3 separate regions of the Mus musculus genome follow, and all the other regions are linked to region 3. The links are chromatin contacts, found by Hi-C or POLR2A ChIA-PET in ENCODE. All regions are on one chromosome and are shown on one strand. Each heading gives the region's core, a stretch centred on a gene start or an enhancer-like site at or near the end of the contact. The rest is flanking DNA. Distances are from core to core; before and after follow the strand shown.

Region 1 (5,047 bases), core at 293-2,792, 40 kb before region 3:
AGTGCAGAGGGGTTGGAAGAGGGGCCTGTCTATGGGAGACTTAGGCACAGCTCTGTATGATGAAGGAGACAGTCCTTGCTTGTACAAATTGTTTTATTCATGGAGGATGAGGATGCATGTGCCTTACTCAGGGTGAGCCAGAGATTCAGTATCGTTTGCAGGGAGGGATGCCCAGAAAGGGAAACTCATTGGCTAAACACAGGGCCTATCTAGGTACCTCATTAGCATGGAGAACTCTAGGTTCTGTGCTATGTGACTGGTTACCATGGTCCTCTGAGTGGGGTGTTGTGATCACGTGCTCTAGAACAGGAAACTGGTCTGGAGTTCAAACTCCTGGCATCCTGGCATTCTTTTTTTTTTTTTTTTCAAGACAGGGTTTCTCTGTATAGCCCTGGCTGTCCTGGAACTCACTTTGTAGATCAGGCTGGCCTCAAACTCAGAAATCCGCCTGCCTCTGCCTCCCAAATGCTGGGATTAAAGGCGTGCGCCACCACTGCCCAGCCTGGCATTCTTTCTTTTCTTTTCTTTTCTTTTCTCTTCTTTTTTTTTTTTTTTTTACTTTAGGTTTGTGACTATACTGTACCTGTCTTCAGACACCCCAGAAGAGGGCATTGGGTCCCATAACAGATGGTTGTGAGCCACCATGTGGTTGCTGGGAATTGAACTCAGGACCCTTGGAAGAGCAGTCAGTGCTCTTAACCACTGAGCCATCTCTCCAGCCCCCCAGCCTGGCATTCTTAATTATGAGATTTTTATGGTTTCTGAACTTGGTACAACCTGTTCTTCTGTCTGGTAGCGCAGTCTACTGTCCCATACATGTCTTAGTTAGGTTTTCTGTTGTTGAAACAAAATTGGCTTGCACTTCCATATTGCTGTTCATCACCAAAAGAAAATCAGGGCGGGAACTGAAACAGTGCAGGATCCAGGCAGAAGCTGGTGCAGAGGCCATGGAGGGATGCGGCTTACTGTCCCTGCTTCACATGGCTTGCTCAGCCTGCTTTCATCTAGAACCCAGGACCATCATCCCAGGGATAGCACTGCCCACAGTGGACTGGTCCCTCCCCATTAGTCACTATAAAAAATGTCCTACAGACTTGCCTGTAGCCTGATCTTATGAGGACATTTTCTCAGTTGAGGTTTCCGCCTCTCAGGTACCTCTAATTTGTGTGTCAAGTAACATAAGTCTGCAGTGCATCCCGTTGTGCCATCAGCCTAGGGGATGGGGTCTGTGGCCCCACTGATTCCCAGATGCCTGTGTGTTGCTCCAGATGGAGCGGGCTGGCTGCAGCTGGACAGATAGATACCTTTCCCTTTGGCTTCTTCCTTTTTCTGACCACTTCGAGAAGCTGTGTGGACCCTTAGAGTGTTGTTGTTGTTGTTGTTGTGTGCACACAGTATAAGTGTTCATTAGTCACAGAAGAATGACACCCCAGACTCAAATAGTACGTAAATGCAGAGTGTTTTATTCTGCAGAAGTCCAGCATGCTGCAGTCTCCATTATCAAGATAGAGAAACAACCAAGTGAGCTCGCAGGCCTGATTTAAAGCTCATCAGGGGAATTCCAGCAACCTTTATCTTGCTCCATCTCTAGGGACATTCCAGAGCCATTACCAGGCCATGGGGGCTGGAAAACTGTTTCTGGGGAAGTCTGGAAACTGCTGCTGACCCGTTGTCCTTGCCTCAGGCCAGGGCAGCTTCTGAGGCCTGGGACTTGCCTGGACTTGCTCAGTTCTTGGAAACAGAGTTAGGCCTTGTCTCCTGAACTGCCAGTGTGAAGCCTGTCATGGAGTCAGATCAGCCTTCTCAACAGCTATCCTCAGTGTGTGTGACACTTAAAGGACAGCTTTGAGGAATCCGCTTCTCTTTGAGGAATCTCTTCTTAGATCACTAAATCAGATGATGGCTGAGGTGTGTGTTAGGCCAGCTTCTGCTCAGCCTCGTCTTGCTCAGCCTCAGGGGTCGGAGGTGGGGGTCGGACTCTCAGCTGGTGGGTCAGCGGCTTCTGTCTTTGCCCTTTGTGGTTTGGGGTTCCCTGGGATCTGTGGGCAGACGAAGTTGTGGATGCTGAGGTTGAGTCGCCTGCTGACCTTGGTTGGGCCTTTCACTTTTACTGCCATCCTCTCTAGGCTGTCTTTGGCAAGGAAGGCTTTGTGGAATTCTGGTCTGTAACTGTATACGCGCTGTCTCACTGGCCGACCCTCCTGTCCTGCACTGTGGTTGTTAGCAGCCTCCATCACTCTCCTGGTAGAGGGGGGTGGAAACTGGTCTGTGCAGTTTTTTCCTACTTTATGGTGGCAATCTTCCCCTGCAATAGGGATGGCGTGGTTGGGCCTGTCCTTCAGGAGTGTTCTACCACCCCCTCCCCAACTGTCTGCTGGTGACTTTGTGAAGAACCTCTAGGGAGCAGATAGTGTCTAAGTGGTTCTCTTTGCTGTGTGTACAGCTGTGGAGTGTCCCTCCGTGAGGGCTTGTAACATTGGCTGCCTCTGAATCCATTTCCAGTCCTTAGTTTGGAGGTACTTCTCGGGGCTGTCGGTTTTGTTGTTCTTGAGACACGGTTTCACTGTGTAGACTACACCGGCCTGAACTAGCAGAGATCCACCTACCTGTGCCTCTTAAGTGCTGGGATCAAAGGGGAGTGCCATCATGTGTGGCCTTCATATCTGCTTCTTACTTCAAACAGTTCTATTGTTCATAAAACCTTGTTGAGATAGATAACCATTTGTCCCTGTCACCTGGCACTGCAGACTTCAGGACATGTGGGCTAGTGCTGCTTGCCACTGTAGGCTTGAGACTGGAATTGGTGTTAGCTGGTGGCTACCTGGTATCAATCAGCCTTGTTTCTCATAGCAGTGGTGATGGTGTTTGCAGCTGGCTGTGGCAGCTGCAGCTCTTCCAGGGTTGCCATGGTGCCAGGTCAGTAGTGTTCCAGCTGCCCCCGGCTCTCCTGGATTCTCTCTCCACTCCTGTTACTGCTCCAGTGCCATCTTTTCTGTCTTAAGATTTGAGTGTTTTGCTCCCATGTATGTATGTGCATCACATGTGTGCCAGATGCCACCAGTCAGAAGAGTGTTGGATCTCCTAGAACTGGAGTGACAGAGGGTTGTGAGCTGCCATGTGGGTGCTGGGAACTGACACCGGATTCTCTGAAAGAGCAGCCAATGATCTTTATCACTGAGCCAACTACCCACTCCCCATGTTTCCTTTTTAAACTCTTCCTTTTCTTCCCTCCCTCCTTCCCGTCATTCCTTTGTGCTGTCTCAAACTGGCCTCGGACTCCTGGCCTTCCTTTTGAGTGCTAGAGTCTAGATATGTGCTGCACGGGTCAGACTCCATGTGTCCCTTTTTGAGTATTTTGGTTTTTTTTTAAATTTTATGATATGTATTTATTATGCACATAGCCAGCTCGGCGACAGCAAAGATGCGGAGCCTCCGCGGCTCTTTCCGTGGATGCCGCAGCACCTTTGAGTTGCACTTGCATCAGTGCCAAGCATCGGGAGAAGGCAGTGCTGTGTGTGGGAGGACTGGGAAGACACCCAAGCTCAGATCCTGGAGCAGCCCCTCCTCTGCACATCGCATTCACGCCGTGGAGGAGCAGAGCAGTCACAAGTTGAGCATCTTAGATGGGAGCTAGCTGTATCCCACCCCCATCTGTTGACATCTCCCCAGACCTGCACAGGGCAGGAACTGCAGGCTACCCCTCCAGGCTGCACACACAGGATGAGGAGTTCACCAAAGTACCTGTGTTTGCTTTTTGTTTTTGAGACAAGCTCTATGTAGCCCAGGCTGACCTAGAATTGGCGGGGATTCTTCTGGCTCAGCCTCCCATGGGCTTAGGATAATTGAACTGGTCTGGCTTCTGGGAGCTCTTGAGCTGCCTCCTGGCCCCATTCCTCTATGATCCAGAATCTTCCTTGCTATCAGGGCACCTCTGCTACTGGCAGGCTGGTCATAGGAGGAGCACACAGCTTTGCAGAGGCCCAGGCTGGCTTCCCATGAGTCCTCTTGGATGTACCTGGCTGGTGAATTTGGGCCCAACAAGACTGAACACTCCTCCCACAGTAACTTCATCTCTAGTGTCTGCCTCCTCTCCCTACACCTCAGTTACTTTTGCATTGTGACTTTCCTCTGGAAGGATGGTGGCTTTCTCAAAGCTTCCACGAGCCAAGCCTGATGCTACTGCTTGCTGGGGGCTCTGCCAAGGTGGCAAATTTTGTATCAGAGCAGAGGGCTACTATGTCTCTAAGCCCTCCCTCCCTCCAATCTAGCAATGGTGGTCATTCAGACTGGCTCCTACAGGCAGTGTCCTACAGTGCCTTGTGTTCCCGTTCCTGTTTCTAGGCTTATGAGTTCTTAGTTCATTTTCTGTTCCTGTAACAAAATGCTTGTGGCTGAATAATTTAATTATGAGAGGTGATTATCATCTGGGCATAGCGGTGTGTGTCTGTAATTTTAGCACTTAGGAGTGCTGAAGTAGGAGGATCATTCTCATTGTGTGTAAAGAAGGCTTTGGGGGTGGTTGGTATGTGTAATACAGTACACACTTTTAATCTCAGTGTTCTTGGGAGGCAGAGGCCCCCAAGATCTCTGAATTTGAGGCCAGCCTGGTCTATCTACAGAGCAAGTTCCAGAACTTCACAAAACAACAACAAAAAAGCATTTGGATCTCATACTGGGTCCTAGTTGGCTCCTAATTATTTTTTTCCAGTGCACCATTGCTTTGTATCGGCCCCAGCTCTCCAGTCCCACTTTGACTTCCTGGAGGCCTAGAATGTGTTGTTCCCCATCTGTCTTGTCTGACCACAGTGAGAGGACTGCTCTTTTGTAGCATGCCAGTGGTGCTCTCTGCCTTCATTGCCACCAGCAAGGGAGCCCCCACAAGACATGCAGGAAGAGAGTGAAGCTAATCAGAGAAATTGACAGCTGTCAAATGTCCCACTGAAGTCAAACATGCTTGTGATTTCCATACTAGTAAAATATTTTTATTATTTTTATAACACAAGGAAAGTAAAGATTTCTTTTTGGTGTATACCAGAGCTAAGGGAAG
Region 2 (4,606 bases), core at 239-2,738, 33 kb after region 3:
CTGTAAGCTTAATTACAGTATAAGTACAACATGAGAATTGATTCTGTTCATGCCCTTTCAAAGGTTACTGGAAAATATACAAAGATTTTTAAGGTAACCCAACTTGTCCCCCTTTAAAGGGGTGGGAGGGCAAATTATTTTTAAAAAACAGGCAGATTCTTCCATTTCTGAAGGGTAAAGAGACTGTAGCTCAACTTTGCCAAGCTTTTAGTATTCAGTTTGGTTTAACTTCACACAACTAGCAATGCAATCACTAGTGTCATGACCAGCAGTTAATACACAAAGTGTCATCAATGTGTCCTCAGGTCTTGGCACACAGGCCTTCAATATAAACATTAGTGTATCAGTGTAATGACCAAGGCATTCGGATTTCAAGAAGCCAGTTCGATTCCTACCCACTGAACCTTTACTACACATCCAATTTCTCATTCCCATTCCCTCGGAATTCAATACAAGGCCCATCAGTCATTCTGTCTACTCCTGGGGACTGAGCCCTAAAGTAGAAAAAAAAAATCTCCCAAATTCCCACTCCCCCGATTAATTGCAGTTAGGTGCTTGAACCAGGACTTTTAACCCAAACGGTCTAGTGCTCAGTTACAATCCCAACTGGATGACTAGAACTACCTGTATGACCTTGGGCCAGTCATTTCAAACTTCTAGGCCTCAGTTTCCTCCCCTCACTAACTGAACTTTCGCTTGTATCTCCTGCTCTTAAGGTCCTGTGAACACCCACACTGGATTACTATCTATCCACCACCGAATAGGCAGGTGCTTTAATAGTTAAGCCTTAAGTTTCTCAAGCGGTACACGTTCTAGTACATTCTACTCCCTCATCAGGATGCTATGGTCCAGTCTTCCCTTTGGGCAAGTTATTTTCTAATCTGTAACGCTTATCTCTGGATTTACTTCACCTTTCCCTGCTATTTGGGCTACCTACTAGGCCGAATTCTAATACCACACCTGTACCGGATTACTCAGCCCACCTCTGGGTGGGCCTGGCCAGGGCCTAAGAAAGCTCTAGAAGCAAAGCCGTAGGAAGTTGTTAGCTTTCTCAGAGGTCAAGGGAAACCCCAGGACACCTGCCACGCCTCCCGACCCCGGCGGCGCTGCCCAGGCTAGCCTCTCTAACCCGGCCGCTCTCCTCACTGCCCTGCGCGTCCGCCCAGGCCTGCGCCATTCGAAAGCCCGCCCGACCCCTCAGTCGTCGAGCCTACAGCCACGCCCGACCCCCTCCGCCACGGCGCCGCTCGCCCAGTCCCCCAAGGCTCGTCCCGGGCCTGAGATCCCCGCACACGCTTCCCGTCTCACCTCGAGCCTCCCGGGGACCACTGGCGGCTCCCTCACCTTCTCCCACCCGCACACCCGGCCCCGTGCTGCAGTGGAGACAGCGGCAGAGGCGGCCCGACCGTCACGTGCCGCAGAACTAAGAGGCCTCGGCTACGGCCGCCGCGCGAGCGAGCCCCACCGCACGAAGCCCAACCCCGCGTCCGCCCCTCGTTCCTGAGTGGCTAAAACGAACGTCAGATCCCGCCCCTTTGCGCAAGATCTAAGAATTTATTGGTAGATACAGCCATCGCTCGAAGCGCCTTCCCATACGCCCCCTAGGGCTATTCTTCGTGGAGCGTGGTGATTGGTCAATAGCGAGGCAGGAAGTGGTTGCTGATTGGGTATGAAGGAGGAAGGCGGGCCGTCACCAAACGGGCGGGCGCGCGCCGCGGAGGGCGGACGGATCTGGCACGCGTTCTCGCGTGGGTCGCCCTAGTCCCTCAGGGCGGGTGTGTTGGACATCCAGAAGACGGCTTTCCGACCCATTGAGTTAGGAACTCTGTCCCAACCCCGCCTGGGACCTATGGCCTTCATCACAAATGGTGAGAGGTCGGGCGGTGTGCTTGCGCAGTGAGTGAAATCCCTCTGGGTAGCAGACACCGCCTTTCCTGCGGAGTCATCGCCCTGAGCTCAGGAGCCTGAGACCTCTTTACCTAACAAAACACTACCTAGATTCACAATCAAGCCACATGGAGTCACTTTCCCATGTGCCCGTGCTGTTTCCTGATTTTAGTCGTTAAAATCAGACATACCTAAGCGACAGAGTTGAGGAAAAGGGTGATGCCATGTGCAGATTTAAAATAGCCTTTTCATAACCCACTCGTTTTTCAATATGCTGATAACGCTGTAAGATTGAAGTGGCTAAGGATTTGGCTAGATCCTTGAGAATCCTGATCGCCTCGGGTTGTATTTGGTGACCCAAAGCTTTGAATAATGTGGAAAGAAACAGCAGGTTTTTCTACATGTGAAACGAGCTTTGTTCCTGCCACCCCAAGAGAAAGGCAGTAAGGATTTGATGTTTGGGTCAATTTAGTAACCGCCAATTCTCTCTCCCTAATTTTAAAGAAGAGAAATTGCTTTCCTTATTTGCCTTATAAAGAGCATGTTCAAAATGAAAATTTGAAGCCAGCTTGGCACAGGCAGTACACATAATTTAAAAAAAAATTCTAAATTTACTTAGGTTGAGTTCTGGCTTGTGTTACCCAAGATGGCCTTGAATTTAAGAAAGCCAAAAAATCGACTTCTGCAGAGAGGTGTTAAAATATGTCAGTACTGAAGGAGTAGAGGAGTTGAGGCAGAACTTTTCTGTCTAAACTGACAAAGACTTGAACTGGACCTCATAGATATGCAAATTTTCTGTAGGTGGAGTTGGAAGGAAGTTCTTGAGATGAGAAAATTGTACAGAAGAGCAAAAAAGTGACTCTCAGGTATTTGGGGGATCCATATACTAAAAATGTTTTGGGAGCAATGGAGATGGCTCAGCAGGTAAGGACACTTGCCACCAAACCTGATGGCCTGAATTTAATTCCCAGAACTCAACGTGGTGAAAGAAGAGATTGAATTGTACTCTGACCTCTATACAAATTCACATACATACATTAATAAATGTGAAATTTTAATAAAAATGAGGACATGATGGCTCTAAACTATACTGTCCACAAAGAGACTGGGAACGTCAGTCTTCTGGTCTGTTCATGGTGTGTCATTATAGAATATTACAAGTTTCTTTTATGTTTCAGTTTATCCAAACAGCTAAACCTTAACAAAGTTAGCAAATACAAAGAGACTAGGCATATACCTTCAAGTCAGTTAGTGTTAACCTGAGTAGACCTTCAGGAATTGATGAGCCTTATTTATCAGAGATAGCTTATTCATCCAACACAAGTTATTACTTATCTAAAATTTTCTAGAAGCTTGGTGTTGAACAGTCAGCAAAAATATAAGTGGTTAGACATCAGTCTCTAAGTCTTAATTCTTTCTCAATGTCTTCATCCCCAATCTCTCTTACTTGATTTGATCCTACTTGAAGCAACAGTACTCATGTTTCCACCCAGTTTTTTTTTTCTCACTGGCTACATTACTATTGATCATTTCTTTGTACACACTAATCAGGCCCTGTCAAATTAATTGGTAGAAAATACAACTTATTTTATCACAGATTCATTAAACATTTTGCACTGATCATGTAGATTCCTTTTAATTGTCTGTTCATGGAGCTTGTCCAATTTTTCTATTCTAGGCTTTTCTTACTGGCTTGTAAGAAATCTACAGCCTAATGGTCTTGAGAGTGAGTTAGTTTCGATGGTTTGTAAGAAATCTTCACTCGCTGAGATGCTTCTTAAACTATTACTGAGAACCCACCCATCTCCAGCTTCATTATACCTTTTAAATTAGGAGCTATTTCTTTTGTCTTTTTGTTTTTTAAAGATATATTTTATTCCAGCACTTGGGAGGCAGAGGCAGGTGGATTTCTGAGTTCAAGGCCAGCCTGGTCTACAAAGTGAGCTCCAGGACAGCCAGGGCTACACAGAGAAACCCTGTCTCGAAAAACAAAAAAACAAAACAAAACAACATATTTATTTATATGTAAGTACACTGTAGCTGTCTTCAGACACCAGAAGAGGGAATCAGGTCACATTACAGATGGTTGTGAGCCACCATGTGGTTGCTGGGATTTGAACTCGGGACCTCCAGAAGAGCAGTCAGTGCTCTTAACCACTGAACCATCTCTCCAGCCCCTCTTTTCTCTTAATTGCACTTGTTCCTTCTTTTCTCATTATAATTTGTGTGGGTTTGAGGGCTCCATGAGTGTGCTGTACTTGCATATGTCTGTGTATATGGAAGCAAGATTAGTAGGTCCTTATCACTCTCCACCTGAATCCATTGAGGCACTGTAGACAGGATCTCTTCCTTGTACCTGGAACTAGGCCGGCAGCCAGCATGCCCCATTGCACTTCCTGTCTCTGCCTGCAACGGCACTGGGGTCACAGGCATGTGCACCATGCCCTTGTTTTGTTAGAAATTTTTCTTTTACTTATCCTTCAATAATTTCATACATGTCTATTTGTCTGTCTATCTGTCTTCTTTTTTACTTTTTGAAACAGGGTTTCTCTGTATAGCTCTAATTGTCCTGGAACTCGCTCTGTAGACCAGGCAGGCCTCCAACTCAGAGATCTGCCTGTCTCTGCCACCCAAGTGCTGGAACTAAAGTTGTGAACCGCCACCACCCTATTCTTTCTTTTTTTTTAACCAAATAATGTTCTTGGGACTGGAGAAATAG
Region 3 (4,750 bases), core at 245-2,744:
CAAGTGAGAGACAATGAAGACATAAATTAGAATTACCAAACAACTTAAGTGTTGTAAAATTTTACTTTTAAACTACCAAGAATTTTGTAACACCCATTCCCCTCCCCCGCCCCTCCACACAGGTTTCCGGTTTATAAATCAGTTTCAGGGAGGCAAAACTTCTAACCAATAAATCTCGGGATTAGCTACTAAAAACCAAAGGGCACAGCTGACCAACAAGTAACGTCATTTCCCCCGTTCAACAACTATTAATATTATCAGAGGTTTTTAACAGGCTTAGTAGGTTAATTTTGGAACTGTCAATAATATAGCAGGAATCAGGCGTTCACAAATTCCAAAGTTCCCTTTTGCGGGGGTTGGGGGAAAACGAATGCCTTTTAAGCAACTCCGTTTACCGAAGCTTCCAAAGACTTTTCAATTTTCCATTCCGAAACCGCGGGATACTGTCAACTGAAGGGAGACTTATTTCCATATTAAAGCCCTAACTAACCTCCACGAAGCAAAGATCCAATCAACATCTGCAGACTAAGCGAGGCCAGGCCTACGGTGCAAGAACGCCCTACATCCTAGGCAACTCCAACGCGGGTCTGCTCCAAGACGAAGTTCTCATCAATTGGAAATTAAGTTTAGGAGAAAAGCCTACCAGCAACTAACCTCCTGCTTTTCCAGCCCCGATTTCACTCAAGTCCTCAAGGGGACGTTTTCCCAAAGTACACCGCAGTGCCACTTCTGGAAGATGACAAGCGCCCTGCCATGTTAGCCACCTCCCAGGACCCAGACTAAGAAATGGGGGCGCTCGGGAAAGTTTCCCCAAGGCCCGATCCGCGCCGGAAGAGGCGTTTTCGGGAGTGAGTATTGCTGTGGCAGGCGCCAGCCTTACTCACCGCGACCGGGCGGCCGTGCTCCGGGCCGTCCGCTGCGTCCAGGCGCGCGGCCGCCGGGGCCGAGGCGGGGGCCGGAGCGGCAACCGGGGCCGTGGCGGCGGCCGGCGGCTGCCGGTGCTTGCCGGCGCGCTTGGCCTTGGCCTGGATGCAGCGCTGGTGCAGGGCAAAGGTGTGCTGGCGCTCGAGCTCCAGGCGCTCGGGAGACACAGCCTCGTAGCGGGCCTCACAGGTGCTGTGGTGGCGCCGGCACAGTTCGATGCGCCGGCGGAGGCGCTCCATGACCGCGCTGTGCCGCGGCAGCGCGAACTCCGCCATGGGGCAGGTGGGTAGCACCATGGGCCGCGGGCGGCACTGGCCGGGCCCGGGCCTCCCGGCGCCGGCTGCCACTTCGGGTTCCTCCGCTTCTGACGGCCCGGATCCGCCTCACGCCCGCGCCATGTCCGGCCGGGCTGTGGAGCGGGCTCGGGCGCGGCGGCGGGTCTTCCTCCGGCCCCGCTCGGCCCGATTCCAGGCCGGGGAACACCGCCCGCCTCAGGCTTCGGCCTGTCCGCTATACCCCTGCCCCATTGTTTTCCGCGCCGCTGCCGCCGCCATCTTAAAATTGTTTTCGGGGCTTTCGGAAGAGGGCGGGGCCTGGGCCGGCGAACTCTGCGTCACTGCTGATGGACCGAAGCTCTAGCCAATCAAAGGAAACCCGCTGCCCGAGGGCGTGGGGGACAAGCACGTCAGGAATTTTCGGGTATTTAAACTGAACACTCTGGCGAGGAGGGAAGCCCGAGGCGGGCTCAGTGCGGGAGAGTGAACTGTGACTGACGGGAACCTATCCAAGAAGAGCCACGTTTTCTGAACACCGCCCCCTGAAAGCAGTCCCTTCCGGGTTCGTGAGGAACGCGGGTTAAGTCTGAGTGAGGTGGAAGCCTTAAGACCCAGATGTCCAAAGCTGTCTATCTTTTTAGTCCACCCACACTATTTCGAGGTCAGCCATTTCCGACCTCATTCTTTACATACAGCCACGTAATTGATCAGAATTGTTTTGAGCTTGAGCGACCTAGTAGAGATAGTTATCACTGACTGGTACTGTGAGCAATAGCTCATTACTTGGAGGGGTGAGGGTGGGAAAGAGCCTCAATACTGGGGACTGGAGTTATTTAGATCTACAGGGGCATACACTTAAAAACCGACTGATATATAAAATTGAGTCACTCAAAATCCAATCCAAAGCACTGGGTTCCAGTGATGCCACTAGCAAGCAAGTGAGCGAAGGTAAAAAGCCAGGAAAGGACCAAAAAATGTTCTGGATGGTTACTGACACCCAAACTGCCATAGGAGATGCTGGGAGGCTTTGCAATAGAAGACCTCACGAGCCACTCAAACATGTCACCCTTTAACCTCTTACTAGAGTTCATTAAAGTTTTATTTTTAAAATCACAAAGAAAAAAAGCTAACAGCCAAGTGTTTTTATACACATGGAGTTAAAATAAGAAAAAGGAATTCTAAGTTTTTGGTGGCGGGAGTGGCAAAGATAAGTGAGCACTGCTTCTTCCCAGTGCCAAGCATTACAATCAGCACTCAAGTGAAACCAGCAGCTTTTGTATGCAGTGATGAAGGACTGAACCCAGGACCTCATGAGTACGCTGCAGCTGTCTTCACATACACACTAGAAGAGGGCATCGGATCCCATTACTGATGATTATGAGCCACCATGTGGTTGCTGGGAATTCAGGACCTCTGGCAGAGCAGTGGGGTACTTAGCTGCTGAGCCAACTCTCCAGCCCACCATTAAACTGTAGTGTCAGGTACCCCAGATTGCCCTCAAATATATTGTCTGAGGCTGGCCTGCCTCTGCTTCTGATCACACCATTACGCCCAGTTAGAAGTGCAAGGTTATCTTCAAAACTCTATAGTGTATGGATTCAGGACGCAACCTAAAACACAAAATATCCTGGGCATGACTTCCAATATCCTCAAATATGAAGCCTGAGAAACTTTTTTTCTAATAAAAGCTGTTAAAAGATATATATATATATCCTAAAGAATAGTATCTAGGAGGACAGGGTGTAGCTCAGTGGTAGAGCACTGGTTCAAATGCCAGCAATGAAAAAGTTTTTGGGCTGAGGTCCATTTTACACAATGGTAATGACTAAACCATCACTTAAATACAAAACTAAATTAAGGTCTCCTATGAGAAAAGACTAAATTAACCATTATTCAAACAGTAAAAACATTCAGTGTTATGATACAGATATTTAACACGGGCTTTAATATAATGTCATTTAGCAGTGTGACAATCTGAAAAGTGGACAATAGAAGAGTACTACTGGCATGGACATTTTACAACAAGGAGTCCAGCATAGAAAATCAGAATATAAGGGCCTTTATCTATCTTAATTCAGTGCCAGGAATCAGACCCACGGAACCTTGCACACGCTTAGCAGTTCTACCTACTCAGCTACAATACCTGCCCTCTACGCTTTTTTTAAGAGCTGAAGACTGCTGATCATTTACTAACGAGTCAGGTATTTAAGGAGGCTGGAGCTTCAATGGAACCTTGAGGGAGGAAGAGGGACCCAAAAAGGCAATGACCACCACCAGTGACATAAATAAACCTGTCATTGTACAGCCTGGGTGAATATAAAGTAGGCACAAAACAATGTCAATGTAGAATGATGAAACAGATAAACCGATTTCTAGAAAAGCAATCATCCCCATGTTTGCTTCAAGGAGAAACCTGCAGACATGTATTCATTTCTTGCTAGTAACTGTTTATTTCACTCTATACATTTGGAAACGTCCGCTACATAGCTATGGTCACTGTGACCACAAACAACAGATGGTGATAAAGCACTGAACAGGAAGAAAAATGCATTCCACCCTCAAAAGAAATGAACCAGTGTTTATAAAGACAACAGATACAGCCTTCATCCTTAACAAATATATTTCTTTCCCAGTATTTCCCCAATATAAACACTGAAGAGTGTTTATATATATTCAGTGCAAGGAATAGTATCATTGGTACAACTGGACCACCTCTGGAGAAAGAATGAAATTGAAACATCTGTTTCTGAATACATTTCAGTGTGGTGTAATAATATTACACTATAGTGATGTGGGAGAGGCTCCTCTAGCACCCATCTGCATTCCACATGAAAAACAAAACAAAAAAACAAACAAAAAACAAAAAGCCCTAAATACACTTTTAAAAAATTCTACAAGCCACAAAAAAAAAATTTTTTTTTTGAACAGGACTGCTTTATTATGTGAATTTTAAGACACAACTGTTACATGAACTGCAAATGAAGATTTTAAATATCCTACAAAAGTCAAATAACTCATGCTGTGTGTCAATCCTCCCATAAATACTTTTAGCAGGTGTTCAATTATAGTCAATTCTGAATTGGCCCATCTCTGGATTGATTAGACTTTCTAAAGTCTACACAGAGTAAAAGAAATAGACACTAATGGAAAGTCTGTAATCTATCCTGTAGTTGGACCCTAGAAAGGTGTGGGCCAGCTAAAAAAGAAGAAACATGTCATCACAGTAAAGCCAACACTATGCAGAGCTTATAATTTTCAGCAACGGACCGCAAGCTGCGCTGTGAAGAAAATGCATAGCAGAGAAAGCTAGGAATGGAGGAGATCCATGAGGAAAACAGTGTCAACACAGTGGAACAAGTGATGTAATTATCTACCCAGGCACCACCAGCATTCCTTAAAAAGCCTTGTGCTCCAGAGGACCCGAGCTGTCAGACCTCCTATGTGGGAAGTACAGTATGAACTGCTACATGAAGCCAGCTCCTTCCCTCTTCAAAGGTGCTTGTGAATGGAGCAGTCTCTAGGGCAACAGAACACTGCACTTTATGATCTGA

Evidence for each region. Hi-C counts contacts between places; a loop is a spot of excess contacts on that map. ChIA-PET counts read pairs that join two places held with the same protein, here RNA polymerase II (POLR2A).
Region 1: POLR2A ChIA-PET joins it to region 3 with 11 read pairs in embryonic stem cell. The contact joins the enhancer-like site here to the promoter of Maml1 in region 3. A Hi-C loop is called at or near these places in 1 of 37 maps with a recorded cell type or tissue (left cerebral cortex). POLR2A ChIA-PET finds 5 or more read pairs at or near these places in 3 of 5 experiments (all embryonic stem cell).
Region 2: a map of left cerebral cortex shows a loop between it and region 3 (3-fold over the local background). The contact joins the promoter of Canx here to the promoter of Maml1 in region 3. A Hi-C loop is called at or near these places in 6 of 37 maps with a recorded cell type or tissue (gastrocnemius, heart and left cerebral cortex). POLR2A ChIA-PET finds 5 or more read pairs at or near these places in 4 of 5 experiments (Patski and embryonic stem cell).

What each region holds. Positions count from the first base shown.
Region 1 is chr11:50,250,674-50,255,720 of GRCm38, forward strand. Maml1 (mastermind like transcriptional coactivator 1) reads right to left here. Exons shown (of 5, transcript NM_175334.3): 5 at 4,961-5,047. Among named protein-coding and RNA genes, the nearest start is that of Ltc4s, 15 kb to the left of the region's middle. Within about 2 kb of position 1,543, at least 1 of the 3 ENCODE cell types and tissues checked has a DNase peak (open chromatin) inside an H3K27ac peak, as active enhancers do.
Region 2 is chr11:50,324,185-50,328,790 of GRCm38, forward strand. It overlaps Canx (calnexin), which reads right to left and starts at 1,489. Exons shown (of 15, transcript NM_007597.3): 1 at 1,309-1,489. It overlaps Gm46280 (a long non-coding RNA gene), which reads left to right and starts at 1,568. Exons shown (of 2, transcript XR_001780205.2): 1 at 1,568-1,868; 2 at 2,689-2,972.
Region 3 is chr11:50,290,842-50,295,591 of GRCm38, forward strand. It overlaps Maml1 (mastermind like transcriptional coactivator 1), which reads right to left and starts at 1,495. Exons shown (of 5, transcript NM_175334.3): 1 at 885-1,495. The coding sequence starts at 1,220. Canx (calnexin) reads right to left here. Exons shown (of 15, transcript NM_007597.3): 15 at 3,116-4,750.